Linked DNA regions of Homo sapiens: region 2 is linked to region 1. A link is a loop called in an ENCODE intact Hi-C map of the cell type or tissue named here. Cell type or tissue: PC-9. All regions are shown on one strand. Links, peaks and the distances in the headings refer to the core of each region. The heading gives the core; the rest is flanking DNA. Region 1 holds the start of LINC01116 (long intergenic non-protein coding RNA 1116). Region 2 holds the start of LOC124907910 (a long non-coding RNA gene).

Region 1 (8,339 bases), core at 279-8,278:
ACAAACTGTTGCACTTCAAAGACAGGAAATCCCTTCAAACGTTAAATTGTAAGGACACAAAATGACCTACATTCAGGAAAATGGGGAGTCAGTAATTCCACATCAGGCTTGTTCCAGTTTATTGAAGCATGTCTGGTGGATATTAACTGGTCCTAAGGATCCCACTCTAAGTGAATGGCAGCCTTTTCCACCAGAAACCCACATTTTCAACATCTTATTTTTAAAAAGTCATTCGAGTTCACATCAGATTGAAGTTATTATGTAAGGACTCTCTCTGGGACAGTTTTCAACCCTAAAATTAGTCTAGTTTAAAATTACAATTACTCAGAATGTTTAAGAAATCTATGAACATGTTTAAAAAATCTTCTGAACATCAAAACTAAGAGAAGGCATCAGTCTACAGTGCAGTCTTAGAAAACAACTGATGGATTGCTTAAAATTGGAAAGACAGCCTAGAAGTGCCACAATATCAAGGCATAGGACTTCCTAGTAGTTTTACCCAGCTCAGAAGGCAAAGTCTAGATGGATTTCCTGCCAATCCCCAAAACTACCTAGGGCTGTGGATGCAGCAGTTTGAAACATGTGTCAATGCTAAATACTTGTCCAACTGGCTTGAAATAAAGGGAGGGCTGGGGGTGGGGATGGTTGAAGGGGGCAGAGAAATGGCATATGCTTTTCTCAAGGCAGGGCCTCTGTCCCCCAGCACTCGAAGAATTACTGAACAAATGTGTTAAGTGGGAAGGAAATGGATGGGTAAAAGCTAACTTCATCTCAGCACAAAAGAAGTTGTCCTTCCATGCTTACATTTTCAAAATGCAAAAATCCAAAAAGCATCGATATTGGAAAATTCTTGGGAAACTGAAAAGCTTAACCATATTCCATAATTTTATTAATTTAAGACCTTCCAAGCAGGGAGGTCAAACTTAACTCTGCTTCCAGCTTACAAAGCACGTCAACTTATTTTGTATGTATAGCTATAAACTGTTTGCAAGTTTCCTCAGTCAGGTACTCGGGATGAATTATGAATGGAATTAGCCAGCCTGACTTGGAATTTCCTCACTTTTACTGGTCTTTAAACAAGATTTTTATACATTCATATGTAATCGATGGAACCAACACATGAAATGGCCCTTCACATAAAACACTCTCTTTTAAAGTGATTTTGCAGTTAAGGAAACCTAAATATGAACTTCTGATGTGGAAAAGGTAGTTTTTATATGCTATTTAGAAACTGATCTGAAAAACTGATGAGCTGACCACAAGATTTCTGTCAGAAACTGAAATTAGGATTATATTTTAAAATACAATTGTAAATGCTTGCTTTCTTTTATAAAACCAATCTGCTTCTCATATTCCTAGCCTTAGTCACACTGAAAATACATAAATTTGGTATTTGGTTATTGAGTTTTGAAGTTGCAAGGCAGGATAATTTAGATATTCATAAATACAGAGCATAAGAAAATCCTTCCTGAGTGCAAAACTATCTTTAAAATAATCATCCAAAGGAGTGAATGCCACACCTCCTGATTTAATTTTGGCTATTAGCTATTCATTCCTTAATATACATTCTTCCACATAAAACTTGCACTGTCTTAAAACTTGCCTACAAACTGGCATGTCCAAATTGTGTGCATAAAAAATAAGATGAAGATCGATGCCAAGTTTTCAAGAAAGAAATGAATTTGGATTGTTTATTACACCAACAAGACACATGTTCAAATTTATCCCCTGTATATAAAAAGATTAGTATAAAATATTTCTCAATTGTTTATGCAGAAAGTAGTAGGGAACAAATTCCAATAATTTTTATCACATAGCTGATATAGCTAAATATTTGGAACCTTTAAAAGAAAAGTGCTAATTAAAATACATATAAATTTTTCAAAGTTTAAAAAGCAGTTGGAAAAATACTTCTACCACTTAGAACACAATTACCTGCACAGCTTAATAGTCTTATGGATTTCAGTAGTAAAATATGTTTAGAAACATCTTGTCTTTTCCATTCCCTCAAACACACAGTGGGCTGAGAATATAACTCTTCATAATATATTAAAAAGTATCCACCATCTTGAGAAAACTATATATTATGGTAATAATTTTTACATCTGATTATGCCATTTTTAGACTATGGAATATAGTTTCTGAATTCTTTTGGGGGGAGGGAAATGGTGTGGAAAAACTACTTTTAAAACGTGCTTCTATCTTCATTTAAAATGTATAAATTCTCAAGTTTCTTAACAAAAAACTTTGATCCCACTATTTTATATAGACTGCATTTATAGGCTTGGAAATCCTGTTCTCTCTATTAAACTCCTTAGACAGGATTATATTAATCTTACTTAAAAGAAAAAACTACTTACAGCAAACATGGCACTCAAAAGAATTAAAAATAATACTTGCAATATTTTAATATTTATGAAAATCTGTTTTTTGAAAGACAGATGAACTTAGAAATGTGAACACACAAAAAAATACAAGTATAAAGTTTCCTTTCGAAACTTTTCCTTTCAAAGAAATATTTATCCCACATTTCTACATGCAAAACTTTTAGTGTAAACTATTGAGAAAATCCTAAATAGTAAAACATTTGTTTCTGTAAGTCCATAAGCACTTGCTGTACATACTCAGAGGCAGCCCTGGCCCACTGTATCCGCAAATGCATCTGCAGGGGGAATGGTTCCAAGCCAGTCACTGAGTGTCATCTGTCCCTTCTCCAGGGGCAGGGACATTGAGTCACAATGAAATTTTATTATTTATATACATTATTTTAAATTCTGTTTTTCTTAGAGCTCAAAGCTTTGACAGTAAATGTCAAACCACACTGAAGTTGACTTGTTAGCTTTTGTAGCTAGCCTTACTGCTGTCGGCTATTTCAAATTGCAAATGACAATAAACAGGTGGTTTTTTCTTTTAATCACTAAAGAACATCCCTTTTCATATAGCTAATATAACAAAAAAGTCTAAAACATGGGCATATAATTCCCACTGTAAATTAATTATAATTATTTCAGGCTTAAGTATTAATAGTAAGTGAATTCTTTTCAAGAGATCCTTGGCGGTTCCATTTGCCCTTGAACATTAACCCTGCCACCTCAAAACTCAATGCCTTTGCACTTAGTCTAGAAAATTAAAAATACAACTCGTCCTCATCCTAGTAACCTGCGCAAGTCTCTACAAGAGACTGGAGGATCTACGTGGTAACTAACTTTAACTTACCTCTTCTAGGCTTTATTAACGAGTTTATCAAAAAATATTAACTTTCAGGCAAGATGTGGCTAATTCTTAAATGCAGCTTAAAACTTTCGACATCCCCTTGTAAAAATGATGCCACGAAATGTGCCACTGTCCATTTATTTCCCATTTCACTTAACGCATTAATATTGACCCTTCGGACAGCAGCGCTGGCATCATTTTGGAGCTGCAAAGCAAGACGTGGCGCGTTGATGAGCTAAAAAGGACCCGTCTTTCTCTGGGCCCCTTACCAACATCTCTCTCCCTAGAAGACAAATACTTTTCAGATCTCGCACCCCTCTTTACAAACCTGAGCGGGGCTTTCGGGGTAAGGGGAGGCAAGACTTTGGTGGGAGCTGCTCGTCTTCAGCAAAGCGAGGGCCGGCTGCAAAGGCGCAGGCTGGCAGTTCGGGTCATTTCCTGCCGATTCCCCATTCCCCTCGGAGCAGCTTGGAGAGGAAGTCGGACTTCTTTTCCAGGCGGAGCCTCCACGATGGGCGTGGGCGCCTCGTGCGTGGGCCGGGGGCCTCGTGCGTGGGCGGGGATCGGGGCCTGGGAAAAACGGGAACCCGGTACCCGCCCGCGCCCTCGCGCGTCGGCCAGGAACCTCGGCCCCATGCGGGCGGGCCAGCGCGGCCAGGAGGGCCGGGAAGAGGGGTCCCCGGGGCCCCGGATGCGCTGAACTCCGGGGAGGGGATGGGCAGGAGAGAGAGCACACTCCTGGAGCCGCGACGTCCAAACCCGGACGCACTTGAACCCGCAGCGAGGCCCGTGGCTCGCGGCCTTCGGAGAGCACCCGCGCCCCGCGCAGACCGGACGCCGGCCTTGCCCGATCCTCGGCATCCTTCGGCGGGGCGGCCAGTCCCAGGGCGCTCGCTGAGGGCCACACCCTGGCCCCAGAGTTTAGCACCGCCGCGGGCAGGGCGCTCCGCTCCCGGACCCCGAATCTGAAAGCGGAGACCAAGGGCTGCCTGCGGCAAAGCTCGACATACACTTGATTTTCTTCCGATTTGGAGAAAATGTCACGGGCGAGAGCAAAAAAAAAAAAAAAAAAAAAAAAAAAAACCCTAACTGTAAATATTATTTGGAGGTGGGCGAGGGCGCGGCGTGCGCGCGGCGGCGGGTGGCGGGCGGCGCGGGCGCCCTTGCGGGGATTCCCGGTCTCTCAGCGCGCCCTAGTGGACGCCCTGCCTTTCGCTGGCTCCCCGTGCTCGTTACAATCTGCAATATATTATTTCTTCCGAAGTATTGACAATGTGTGAGACTCCAGTAACCCCGGAGCTCTCGTCTGTAATCAGCACATTTATCCACATTTAAGGGGGAAAATCCGAATTAAATCCCCGTGACCCTGATTGGGTTACAGTGTCATTTTCCCTGGATCCTCTTTTAAATCCACTCCACACTGCTTCTCTGTCTATTACATGCTAATTTAATTTTACTGTGGAAGATATTTTCAGGATTTGCTGAGGACAGTAAATTTTGTAGTTTATGTTATTTCACTTTTTATGACTTTTTAACACTTAATAAAATTTTATTAGAGCACTTTTGTGTTTACAAGGCCACAAAACTCTTGGCAGGTTGTCAGAAGTCCTTTTTATTATGATCCTACTGATATACTGCGAGTAATGAAATAATCATGTCCAGAAATGTATCAAAGGCCAGAGGGATTATCCCACTTAATAGCTCCACAGATGCGCCCAGAAGAATGTGGACGCGCGACAGGACGGGCTGAAAGGCTGCAGGAGGAAGCAGGCAGCCCCGGCTCCTGGCTTTACCATTTCGGTTGCTTTCCTAAAAGGCTACATGCAGGGTCATGTGACTTTCCGCGGTCTCAATAAAAAAAAAAAAAAAAAAAAAAAAAAAGAATTTATTCTATTGCAAAATGTGCTTTTCTTTTTATACTCCTTGTGTGGGCATTTAAGACTGTTCTAGTGGCAGTGGGGTTGGCTGTACATATCCATGTCAGTCACCGCGCCCGGCCCCACTTTCTTCTCATTTCTAAGTGTACTTTTGTGGCATTTAAACTGCCGATGGTGACTTTGGTGTTGAGCGGTGTTGTTTCCACAGCCCACACTGAAGGCATTGGGAGGGACCCAGGAGGGCACAAGGTGTTTTAAGGCCCTTTCCCACCTGCCAAACACCTTTTGCTGTTGCTTTTTGGTTTTATTTTGTTTTGCGAAACCGGGGAATAGTGACTTAAGGACTCGGCTTTCTGCCTTGTGCCAGAGAGCCACAGTACACTGCTTTTATTTTTATTTTTTGGTAAGACTTGGCTATAGGAAGGACTGAGAATATAGCTTTCATTTCTTTTAAAAAACATTTCCTTTTCTTTTAAATAGATACGTGATCATTTAACACACGGGTGTTAAGTTCATTCTTGCTGCAAAAGAAGGCCATTGTACCTCCTGACCCTGAAAGCAAGGTGGGTGGCTTTGTTTTATAATTAAATTTTCTGTCTTCAGCTTCATATTTCTCTTTCTCTGTTATTTCCTAAAGAGTGTGTCAAAGTGATAAAAGAGGTGAGGAATGGACTCATAAACAGAGTGATTTTGAAATTACTGTTGGTGTATCCATAGCACGTGTTCTTCTAAACTTTGGCTTTTAAGGATTTCAGCAGGGTTTTTCACAAGCAAGTGTGTGTGTGTGTTTCATGTTCCAACATATCACATTAGGATTTTGTAATCTGTCACTGTTTAAAACAGCCTCTGGGAAGCGCGCCTCTCTCTGGATTGCCTCCATCACACGTGTGTTCTCTCCCATTCAGAAATACATAAGGCTGCTCATGATGCTCTTTGATTTCAACTTCAAGGAAGCAGTTTAGTTTTTTGTATGTCGTTTGCTAACCATGGACAAAATTTAGCACCTGGTCTAATAGTCTTCTGTGTGTCTGTGATGGCCTAGATTCTGAAAAGAGCTTACGAAGGACTGCAGTCCTACCTTAAAAATAATTATGTCCTGAGATCATTTGGGCAGCCATTTATCTCCTTTTCTGGTATTTTCTATTTGCAAATATGAGTCAGTTTTTCTTTCTCTTTTTCAAATTATTTCTCTAACAGTTAAAGAACTAGGAAAGAAAGTGATGTTAGGCCCTGACTAAATATTCTTCCTTCATTCTGCTTACTACTGACGGCTTGTTTTCTTTGCCTTTTACCACATGAGACACAAGATATGAGACGGAGCAGAGAAAAAGGTTCTGATGTTAGCTCTCCAAATTCCAGAGTGTTTTGCATAAGGGAATTTATGCTCAAGTTCAGGAATCAAGAGGAACATATTAATTTTCATTCTGCTATGAAGTGACAGTTCAATTTTATGAGTAATTTGTGTCTGGGACAATTTAAATAATACTTAAAAGCCTGCAGTAGCTTTCAAGTTAAAAATCTATTGTGTTCAATTATGAAGTAAACCTCCCCAAGGCAGATCCATTTAATGCATCAAAGTATGTTTTTAACTCTTATTCAAAACTCCAAGAGATTGGCTTAAATATGGTAACTGATGGCACACAGCTGTGTTAATGGAGGGCTAACTAGTGTCCACACCGACTTCACAGTCCCTTCTCAAGTCTTCAGTGATGAAAGGAAAGAAAAGAGTGAAGCCTCAATCTTTTCATCTAGAGAATCGATCTTCAAAAACAGGAGTAAAGGAGCCACACCAGAAGCATGCAATGGTCTCCTCATAAGAAAACGTGCTGTTACAAAGCAGTAAGGTATTGGTGATACCAGGGCAGACCCTAGAACCACTTTGCTTGTTTCCAATCCAGTTCTGCTGTCTATTACTGTGTGGCCCTGGACAAGTTATATAACCTCTCTGTGATTAGTTTTTTCATCTGTAGAATGAGACTGATGCTAGTCCCCCCCTCCTAGTTTTGTTGAAAAGTTTAAAGAGTTAATTCATATGAAATGCTTAAAACAGACCCTGAGTGCTTCTTAAAACAAACTCCTGGAAGACTGACATATCCATCACCTAGCACAGTGCCTGGCACATAGTAGGTCAATCAATATTTGTTGGATGAATATTGGATGTTATTTCATTGAGTGCCCTAGTTGGTTCAGGTGTGACCCATGAAGCAATGACTGAAGCACTCTCAGCCTCAGGTGTGGACTTGACTACTGAGAGTGGGCAGCACTCCAAGAGAAGTTTTATCCAACTGCAATTTTACTTTTTCTACGGATTTCTATGTTGTCTTCTTGATTAACAATTGGGTTATAAAGCTTTTGAGAAAAGAGCATCCGAAATTTTGAGGGGTCTCTATAGCACTTACCACAGTGCTTTGTACATAAGTAATAGACAATTGGTAAGACAGTATGCCACACATATCAGAGCAGTATGCATTACAGTCTTTTATTCAATAAACGATGGTTACAGGCACTATGCGAAATCTTTTCCATACATTGTTTCATTTTATTCACACTAATTTTCATACAGGTAGTTACAATCCCTATTGTATAGGTAAGGAAAATATGAGGCTCAGAGAAGCCTAGTGACTTTCCCAAGGTCACACAGCTAGTAAATGACAGGTCTGGATGTTTAGTCCAGGTCTATGGAAATGTCAAACATATACAGTTAGCACTACCCTGCACTGCCTCCCAATCTGTTTGGCTTTAAAGAGTCCCTAATCAATCTGGTCATTTACAATTAATGTGTAAACCATAATGAAAATGGAAATGATTAAGGCTGGAACCCAGGCCTATTATTCTTGAATTAGTCTTGTGCGGTGGTTGGAATACTAGGCCCAGTGGGGTGAGACACAGGCCTGCCTCCCAGGGTCTTTCCTGTCCTCCGCTCATTCCACCACTACATGTAGATATTTGAAAAGGCCCAGAGGAAAAGTCAGGGTTACTTTTTTCCCCTCTGTGGAAAAACATGATGAAGCTGAATTTACCTCAACTAGTATTAAAACATCAAGTGAACAGATGTACATATTGATTAAAGATGAAGAAAGGAGAACTCAGACAAGTGGGTGGCAGAGCAGTTTTTCCTTTTAACCAAACGTTCTTTCTTTATGGCCTTTAAAGATATGCATTCTTCCAAGATACTTGATGGGTGTTCTGACCATTTCAGGGAATGAAGAACAGCCTGAGACCATAAGGAAAGCCTTGATTCATGTACGA
Region 2 (8,339 bases), core at 61-8,060, 56 kb before region 1:
GTGTGCTGCACCTATTAACTCATCATTTATATTAGTTATATCTCCTAATGCTATCCCTCCCCTCTCCGCCCACCCACAACAGGCCCCGGTGTGTGATGTTCCCCTTCCTGTGTTCAGGTGTTCTCATTGTTCAATTCCCACCTATGAGTGAGAACATGCAGTGTTTGGTTTTCTGTCCTTGCGATAGTTTGCTGAGAATGATGGTTTCCAGCTTCGTCCATGTTCCTACAAAGGACATAAACTCATCCTTTTTTATGGCTGCATAGTATTCCATGGTGTATATGTGCCACATTTTCTTAATCCAGTCTATCATTGATGGGCATTTGGGTTGGTTCCAAGTCTTTGCTATTGTGAATAGTGCCACAATAAACATATGTGTTGTGCACACTGCTTTAAATCCAGACTGGCCTATCACTTTATTGCTCAGGATAGTTAGACACAAAGAAGTTCTTCCAGAAGGTCTGCTGGTGATAGTGACTATCATATCATAAAATAATTTCCCCAATACACAGCCAACACTCCTTTTTTCTGCCTGGTGTATTCTAGGGATAAAATAGTTGTTGAGTGAATCTGAACTTTGCTGAGGGAAGTGTTAGCTGATAACTGAAAACGGGAAGTTGTATCCTTAACTGATTCAGTATCATTGCCCTGAATCCCATGGTAGGAAAATTTGTCATTGGGTTGTGTTGCTGTGTAAGATGGGAAGATAGTAAGTAATTTAAGAATCTCTTACATAAGATGTTTGGGATGGGAATTTCATAGATGATTTTGTGATTTAATCAGGTTATTGGGGACCCAGGGTCTTTCTCCATTTCTACTTCCCCATGCTCAGCATGTTTTCTTTTCATCCTCAGACTTACTGCATCTTGGACATAAGATGGACACCATAGTCCTAGACTTCACACAGTCACAAAGTTGTGTTCAAAGGCAGGGTGGTAAAGAAGGCTTCTTTCCAAGATCACTCTCTGCTTGTCAGAGAAGGACATATATCCCAGAAGCCTCTGGGGCTTCTGCTTACATCATATGGACCAGAACTGGGTCCCATGGCCATAACACACCACAAAGGGTGTTGGCTGTTTTAGTGCTATAATAGGAGGCAGTCTTGTTAGTATGGAAGAAAGGGGAGGGGACTTGTGGTAGAGTAGGCAACCAACAGAGTTTTCCACAGGACACAAATATATTGGGTATCCAAGAAATGGTGAACCTTTTCTGCAATTTCATGCCACCATCTTGTGGATTAAAATCATGTTCGTGTGGACAGGTTCTCACCATGTCAGACCTGGAGTCAAGCTTCTTTTTTGCTGGGCAATGAGGAGTTTCTTTCATTTCATTTGTTCTTTCATTCATTTTTCTGATTACTCATTTGTAATATATTTACTGAGCATCTAGCAGATGTTATTAAGTTTGTTTGCACTATAAACCCCTTCGGCGGCCAGATGAAACCTACGGATGCCTACTCAGAACGTTTTTTAAAGCATTAAATAAAATACACAGGATTACAAAGAAAGCCAATTCCATTGAAATACAGTTTACCTTTGGACCCTGTGGCCAGATCCTGTGCTAATGCCAGGCTATAAAATAGCAGGAATTACAGGAGGAACATTGTCCTCATGCAGCTTAGGGCCCAGTGAAGGAGCCCGCTGAGCAGGAGGCAAGTGAAGGCTCCCATAAGAGAGGCCTGGGGTGCCTAGGAGCACACATGAGGGCACCAGGCTCCATCCGGGTGGAGGTTGAAGGAAAAGAGATTCCTGAGTATCTAAGAAGGGATCCAAAGGAATTGACCAGGAAAGAGGGAGTAGGAAGATAGTTGTGGTGAGAAAGAAAAGTAAGAGCAAAGAGAAGATTGAAGAGTTTGGAGAACTGTTCTAGTTCAGTATTTCTGGAGTGTAGAGTCAAAAGGGGTGCTGAATTTCTGGGCAAAGATGAGCTCAGGACAAAACACTCCTGAGTCTGCTGCTGTGTTGAATGAGTTTATTGTACAGCAGCTTTGCCCAGTAAAGACAAGTGACAAGCCTGTAGTGACCTTGTTGGGTTTTGCTCACTGTTGCATCTGCAGTCCTGAGCACAGTGTTGCATTAAATAATGGTTACATGAAGGAAACACAAGCCCTCTGGGTTTCTCATTCCTAGGCCAGCATGTTATAATGCATTTTGTGAGGACTCACAGCTGTGTATGAGAGCATGCTCAGTCAGTTCCTAAAACAGGATCTTCTACAACTCTCATTCCTCTCCACCTCTATATTCCTGGCTTCGAGTAGCTGCCCCATCCTTCCATCTTTGGCCAAAATGTCAAGTTCTTGGCTGCATCTGTGGGAGTAAGGCCTACAGGTGTGAATGGAGCCCAAGTATTGAGGCTCACCCAGGAACACGTGGGAGGCTATGGACACTTGCCACCATGGCCACCATGCAGATTCAGGGATCTCACCCCACTCTGTCACCAGGCTTCACAGAGCCATCCAGTGGTTGTTCCCATGGTCTTCTTGTTTCCTTTAAAAGTACAAGAGTCGTGCTCTAGGTTTCTGGGGTTTCCTTGGTCCCTTCTAACAAAAATCCCCACCAACAATCTCCAGAGTTCACAAAAACGTGGCTTGCAATGTACCCTACACATTGATATGCATCTGTTTCTCAATGTTTAAGGGACAAGATAAGGATGGATAGAACACCCAATGGGAATAGGGGACATGGGTATTCCCTGAGAAGAGGTAATAACTAGTCAGATGTTAGAGCTGCAAGGGAGCTTAGAATGTGACTAGCTCAACCCTTTTCCCTCATTGAGGCCCATTTACCATTGAAATGAAAGGGTTGAACTTCGTTATGTCAACTGTGGCCTTGAATAGGGTGGTAGAAATTAATTAAGTTGTCTAAACTCTCAGAATTTAGCAACTTCAACTCTAAGATGAATGGTTTGAATATGTCTTTGAAAGTTCTAGCTAAGCATAAATGCTATGATTTTTGAATCATATCAGACACTTTCTCTATACATAAGTCTAATTTTCACCAGAAATGTAGCCTTCTTTTTCTTTCTAAGAGAGATTGACATATAGCTAAATTTTTAAAATTGATCCACTTTTTGTCATATGGACACTATTTTGTTATGGTTATCCTACAATTCATGAGCCAATTTGCAGCACAAATCTCAGATGATATAAGTGAATTATTCACATTTCACAGTGGTAACATAGTAGTTTTTCATTTCCCATGTCAGTTAAAATATCTCCTATATTCTATGTTATGTATTTTTAAAAAACCTAGGAACATGCACATATTCTCTGTTTTGGAATATGTTTGAGAACTTGGCACCATGAACAATGTGTTTGCGAGAAAGAACTGAACCAAGTAAATTTCACATAACCTGGTATTCTCTATTCCAGGAGCTCAGAAATGTCATTCTGACTGATAGGAAGATCCTAATGTCAGTAGCCTCCTGATTTGGTTTAATCGGAGCCTCAGCTCATCAGTTAATTTCACTGTGTCTGATCTTTCATTCGTAAAATGAGAGATAACCTATCTGACAGCCAGATAAAGAGGAATAAAGTTTGCAAAGCACTTAAGACATCTACAGAATGAATTGAAGAGAAAAAGATAATAATCCACTCGGATTATTCTTTGATGACATGGCAGATTGGCCTGGTGACATAATTTATAGGCCTCTTTCTTTGTCCACAAAAGGACCTTAGGCTCTGTGAATATGTTTCCTTGGAACTCTACTAATTTTTGGCATGTATCAGGCCCTGACCATGACCTAGATTTTGAGCAGAAGATCAAATGAAGCCAGACTAGACCACTAAAATTCTCCTGCATCATTTTTTCCGCTTATACTAGAGCACATACATATTTAAAAGAGAAAAACATGAAAAAAGGCATCTCTAAATCAAAACTACATTTGAAAACTTTGTCCAGGAATCCTTGCAGATGGGCACCAAAAGTCAACAAGACAAGCTGTCTTTTTGTAAGACAGCTTATAAAATATCCATGGGAAAATGTGTACATTGTAATTCTACAAAAAGGGATCTTATAGAAAAGTCAGGCACATAAGTATGGATTTCCAAAGTATGAATGTCAGTAAGTAAAAGACTGCAAGAATTCTAGAAGTTTCTAATTCGGTTTCTGATTGTGGAATTTGCCTTTGCCTGGAACAAGAAGCCCAGCTGTTTTACGATAGGGTCTTTTGCCTCCTAGCAACACAACAGACAATGTGTGCCTTAAATAGCAAGGCTGTTTTCAAGGACTACATCTCTTGGTTGTCTGCAGTTTCAATAATATTTTCTGGAGTTATAATTCATGTTGCATAGCAGTTATTTCTTTTATTGTTTGTTTACTCAAAATTTTGACCTAGCAATAAATTCTTATGGATTTTATTTTTTGATGCATTAAGTTTAATTGGAGCACAGGACTTCCATTTTGGGGTTCTGGTATTCTTTAAAAACATCATTGGTCTTTAAACTGAAAGGTTTGATGGAATATTAAATTTGATGAATCATAGCAAGTGTCTGTGTTTGTTAGCTTTTATAGACCATATTATTCATTAATAAAGTCACACTACATTGCCTTGAGTGGGTTCTAAAAGGTTAATGACTTGATGCAGGCTGGTGTGCTTACTGTTTGAGGGTGGCTTGTGGCAAACTTAGTTCACTTTAAAATTGGAATACAAAATAAAGATTATAATTTTAATCTCAAAGTCCAGAAATTTATTGGTCTCCTTCCTCTTTTCCTCCTCCTTTCTCTTCTTCAACCATCACCAAAAATCTTGCTCATTCAGATGTATGTGGTTTGAAGCCACTGGCTAGTTAGCTTCAAGATAACTCTGGAGGGGCAGTAGCATCACCAGAGAAGTCATCCTCCCTCCTGGCTGCTCCTACAGTGACCCTCCAGCAAGCAGACGCTGACTCAACTATGAATCACCCATTTTGAAACAAGAGCTGTTATTTGAGAAGTATACTGTTAACTGTTTGATTTTTTTTCCTTGGAGGCTCTGTTTTGGAAGACAAAATATTTGCAACCTTCAAATAAGAATAACTTATATAGCACCAATTACAAGATCACCTGTGTAAAGGAATCCATTGCATATTTGTTGACTGACTGAAATCAAGACTCAAGGAGGCACGTTCTCCTGTTCTGTGGTTAGAAGCATTTGGAGTAATTATTACATTTGGATTGTTTACCCCAGAGATTTTCTGAGTCAAACTTTTATGTGTCAGAAACAGTATTAATTTAAGCCAGACTGGGATTGTGTGGTTGCTTAAAAAAATAGCTAAATTGTTCAATTCCTTAATATTAAGTAAAGGCTCTACAGATACTTAACGAAAATCCATGAAATCTATATCCTTCTCAGAGGAAACCTTCTCTTGACAAAGTCAAGTGTGAGGGTAAATTTATCTTAAAAAGAGACTCGTCCAGTGCCTTGATTCTGTTGGGAGTTGTTAGTAAAATAAATGACTCAAATTGGTTTTGTGTGAGAAACAAATCAAAGCATTACCGGGGCGTGCCGGGCTGACCTGCAGTAGCTTAACCATTTCCTGAGCAATGAGAAGCTGCTAGATTGGATGGGTGATAGTTCCCGTGCTAGTCATTGTGGAGAGAAAAATAAAAGTTCATAAAAAACAGGCCACCAAGGGTTATATGGCTGCAATTGTTTCCAGGCTGAAACAATTTCGTATCTGTTTGTTATTGTCAGTATCTTGTTATATTGTTCTTTCAGAATCAATAAAAGCTAAACTCCCTCCATGGTTTTACTACTAAACTTTCCTGGAAGGATGTGTAACACTGAAAGTCAAGAATGGCAAAATAGGCAAGTAAGCAGAATGAATGATGATGAGTAAAATGTAAACCCACTTTAGTTAACAACTTTTTTTCTGAAAGTTTTTCTACTAATATAAAACATATGGAAAGATTCTTGGTGTTTTTGTTTTCATTTTTGTATTAATGTGTGAGGTAATTTTTTTTCTTCAGAGGAAAGAAAAGAGCAAACACACATAGTAGCAATATTTTTATTTTTATTAAGAAAGGCTATTTTCAGAGGATTCTTTATTCTCAATTTTTCCACACTTCTCAGAGTCCCTTGCTGGCAGTCACTGTTGCGGGAGGTTGAATTTATCCTGTTTAATAGTAGTTGTTATATTGAATGAGAAGGCGGTTTTATTAAAACTAGTTTAACAAGCATAATCATTTGCATTTTTCCCCTGCTCTATGTTACTCATCCATATCTATTTACGGCTGAGCACAATAGTCACTCTTAAGTATTTAATGCTTCTTGATGATTGGAATTCCCAGAAATAACTCACCAGCATTGGAGTCCAAGGCTGGACACAGTTCTGCTGAAGTTGTGGTGTGCTGGTAAATATTTAACAGCCAGTTCCTGGGAGTCGGGATAGGGAGGGAAGCATTTGCCAGTGTTCAAGGTGTAAATACTCACATCATAGCAGATTTGAAACTACCAACCTTCTATTGCTGAGTAAGGCATTGGGAAGACAGGTACACATTGGCTCTTGCCAGCCAGTTGTGAGTTGGCTTGAGTATGTTACTGTAGACTCTCCACCAAGTTAAGTGATTATGATTCTATGATTATTTAACAGATTGGAAAAGGAGAACTCTGTTGGTTTTATTATTTTTTTTTACCTAAAAGTTATGAAAACAATTGTATCTAAATATTGTCCTTGGATATCAATATGTGCTGACCTTACCCAAGCACTGTGAGAAACTAGTTCTCGCACATTTCTTTTTCTAAAAATTCTTGGTTGTAACAGAATGTCTAGGTAAAAAATTTCTCTCCGTGGGGAAAAATAGAAGAGTAAATTATTATTTTTTCCCAGCTTTATTGAAGTATGATTGATAAATAAAAATTGTACTCATTTAGGGGATGTAATATGATGTTTTGATATATGTATACATTGTGAAATAATTACCACAATCAAGCTAATTAACACATACATAATCTTCCATCATTACCTTTTGTGTGTGTCTGTGTCTGTGTGTGTGTGTGATGAGAAAACTGGAAAATCTACTCTCAGCAAATTTCAAATATATAATATATTATTATTAACTATAGTCAACAAGCTATACATTAAGTTTCCAATACTTAACTCACCTTACAGCTGAAGGCTTGTACCCTTTGACCAATATCTTCCCAGTCCCTCCACCCCTCAGCCCCTGGTAGTGAACATTCTACTTTCTGCTACTAGAAGTTTGACTTTTTTTTTTTTTTTTTTAGATTCCACATATAAGTGAAATCATCTGGTATTTGTCTTTCTGTGCCTGGCTTATTTCACGTAGCATAATGTCCTCAAAGTTCATCCATGTTGTTGCAAATGGCAGGATTTCCTTCTTTTTTTCAGGTTGAGTAATAGTAGAATGGTAAATTGTAGTGGGTGATCCAGCTCTATAATTTTAAAAAGTTTATTTTTTAAGATATGGTCTCATTACTGAAATTAGAGTCTCTGTAGAATGGGGAAGCTTTGAAGGACCCATTCATAGGGTCAATAAAAAACAATGGGCCACTGATATCTCTACATCTTTTATAGACAAACAGAAAAAATAGGGACTATCATAAAATATATATGTATGTGTGTATATATATATATATATGTATATATATAGGTTAATCATATCTCTAAAGTACTTTAAAGAAAGCTATATAGAGTAAAGCTTATCATTTGCAGCTGTTAAAGAGGAATGCCTGCAATGTGAGCAGCCCAGTTTGAAGATAATGGATTTATGAGTTGCAGGAAGCAAAATGTGTGATCGCTTGGGCCAGAATCTGTTAAGTATCATGTTGCTATTTCTCCCCTTTCTTCCCCATCTTAGGTCACATCTCAAATATGAACATCACCCAGAGGTTACCCAGGTGATCCCAGGCCATCTCGGGTATGCAGCTGTGCAGAACTTGATCTTGAAGGACAGATGGCATTAGGGGGAGTTCTTTTATACCTTGCACTGACCAGGGCTAAGTTTCTGACATTTCTGTCTGCAGACAACAAAAGGCTTTCATCATGAGCTGCTTTCTGATGCGTGCTTAAAACCAAGTTGAACGCATTAAAAGGGCGAAGAAGCAGAAATCTACTCGCTGTGCTCTGTGAAGAATTAAATAAAATTTTGATGGGGGTCGAAGGAAGGAGAAATAGATTTTAAAAAATCTTTATGCTCTCTCCTCCAAAAACTTGGATTTAATGTGTATTTTGGGCTAATTCTAATTCTCCATTCATGCCAATACACATTAAATCCTATATTTTCTTTAAAAATAGACATTTTAAATAAAATGTTTAATGCAAATTACATTTAGCTGAGTTTGATCTCCCTTTCTGATTCGAATAATATTATGATTCTTGCAAGCCCAAACCTTCCCTT

What was found. Peaks named below come from ENCODE experiments on the same cell type or tissue, not always from the same donor. Only the 100,000 strongest peaks of a DNase experiment are listed, where the experiment ranks them.
Region 2: it touches region 1 in a loop (4-fold over the local background); 4 of 110 quality-filtered maps call a loop at or near these places.

The regions. Positions count from the first base shown.
Region 1 is chr2:176,633,921-176,642,259 of GRCh38, forward strand. It overlaps LINC01116 (long intergenic non-protein coding RNA 1116), which reads right to left and starts at 3,689. Exons shown (of 5, transcript NR_188023.1): 1 at 3,542-3,689. It overlaps LINC01117 (long intergenic non-protein coding RNA 1117), which reads left to right and starts at 3,834. Exons shown (of 4, transcript NR_110599.1): 1 at 3,834-4,088; 2 at 5,571-5,653. RefSeq lists silencers at 4,299-4,348, 8,313-8,339 and an enhancer at 4,509-5,023. In PC-9, for the core only: CTCF peaks have their summits at 4,421 (motif pointing left) and 4,623; no DNase peak of the experiment used is centred there; H3K4me3 peaks cover 721 bases.
Region 2 is chr2:176,578,234-176,586,572 of GRCh38, forward strand. It overlaps LOC124907910 (a long non-coding RNA gene), which reads left to right and starts at 7,316. Exons shown (of 2, transcript XR_007087314.1): 1 at 7,316-7,859. In PC-9, for the core only: no CTCF peak of the experiment used is centred there; DNase peaks (open chromatin) are centred at 4,948 and 5,468; H3K4me3 peaks cover 1,179 bases; H3K27ac peaks cover 2,472 bases.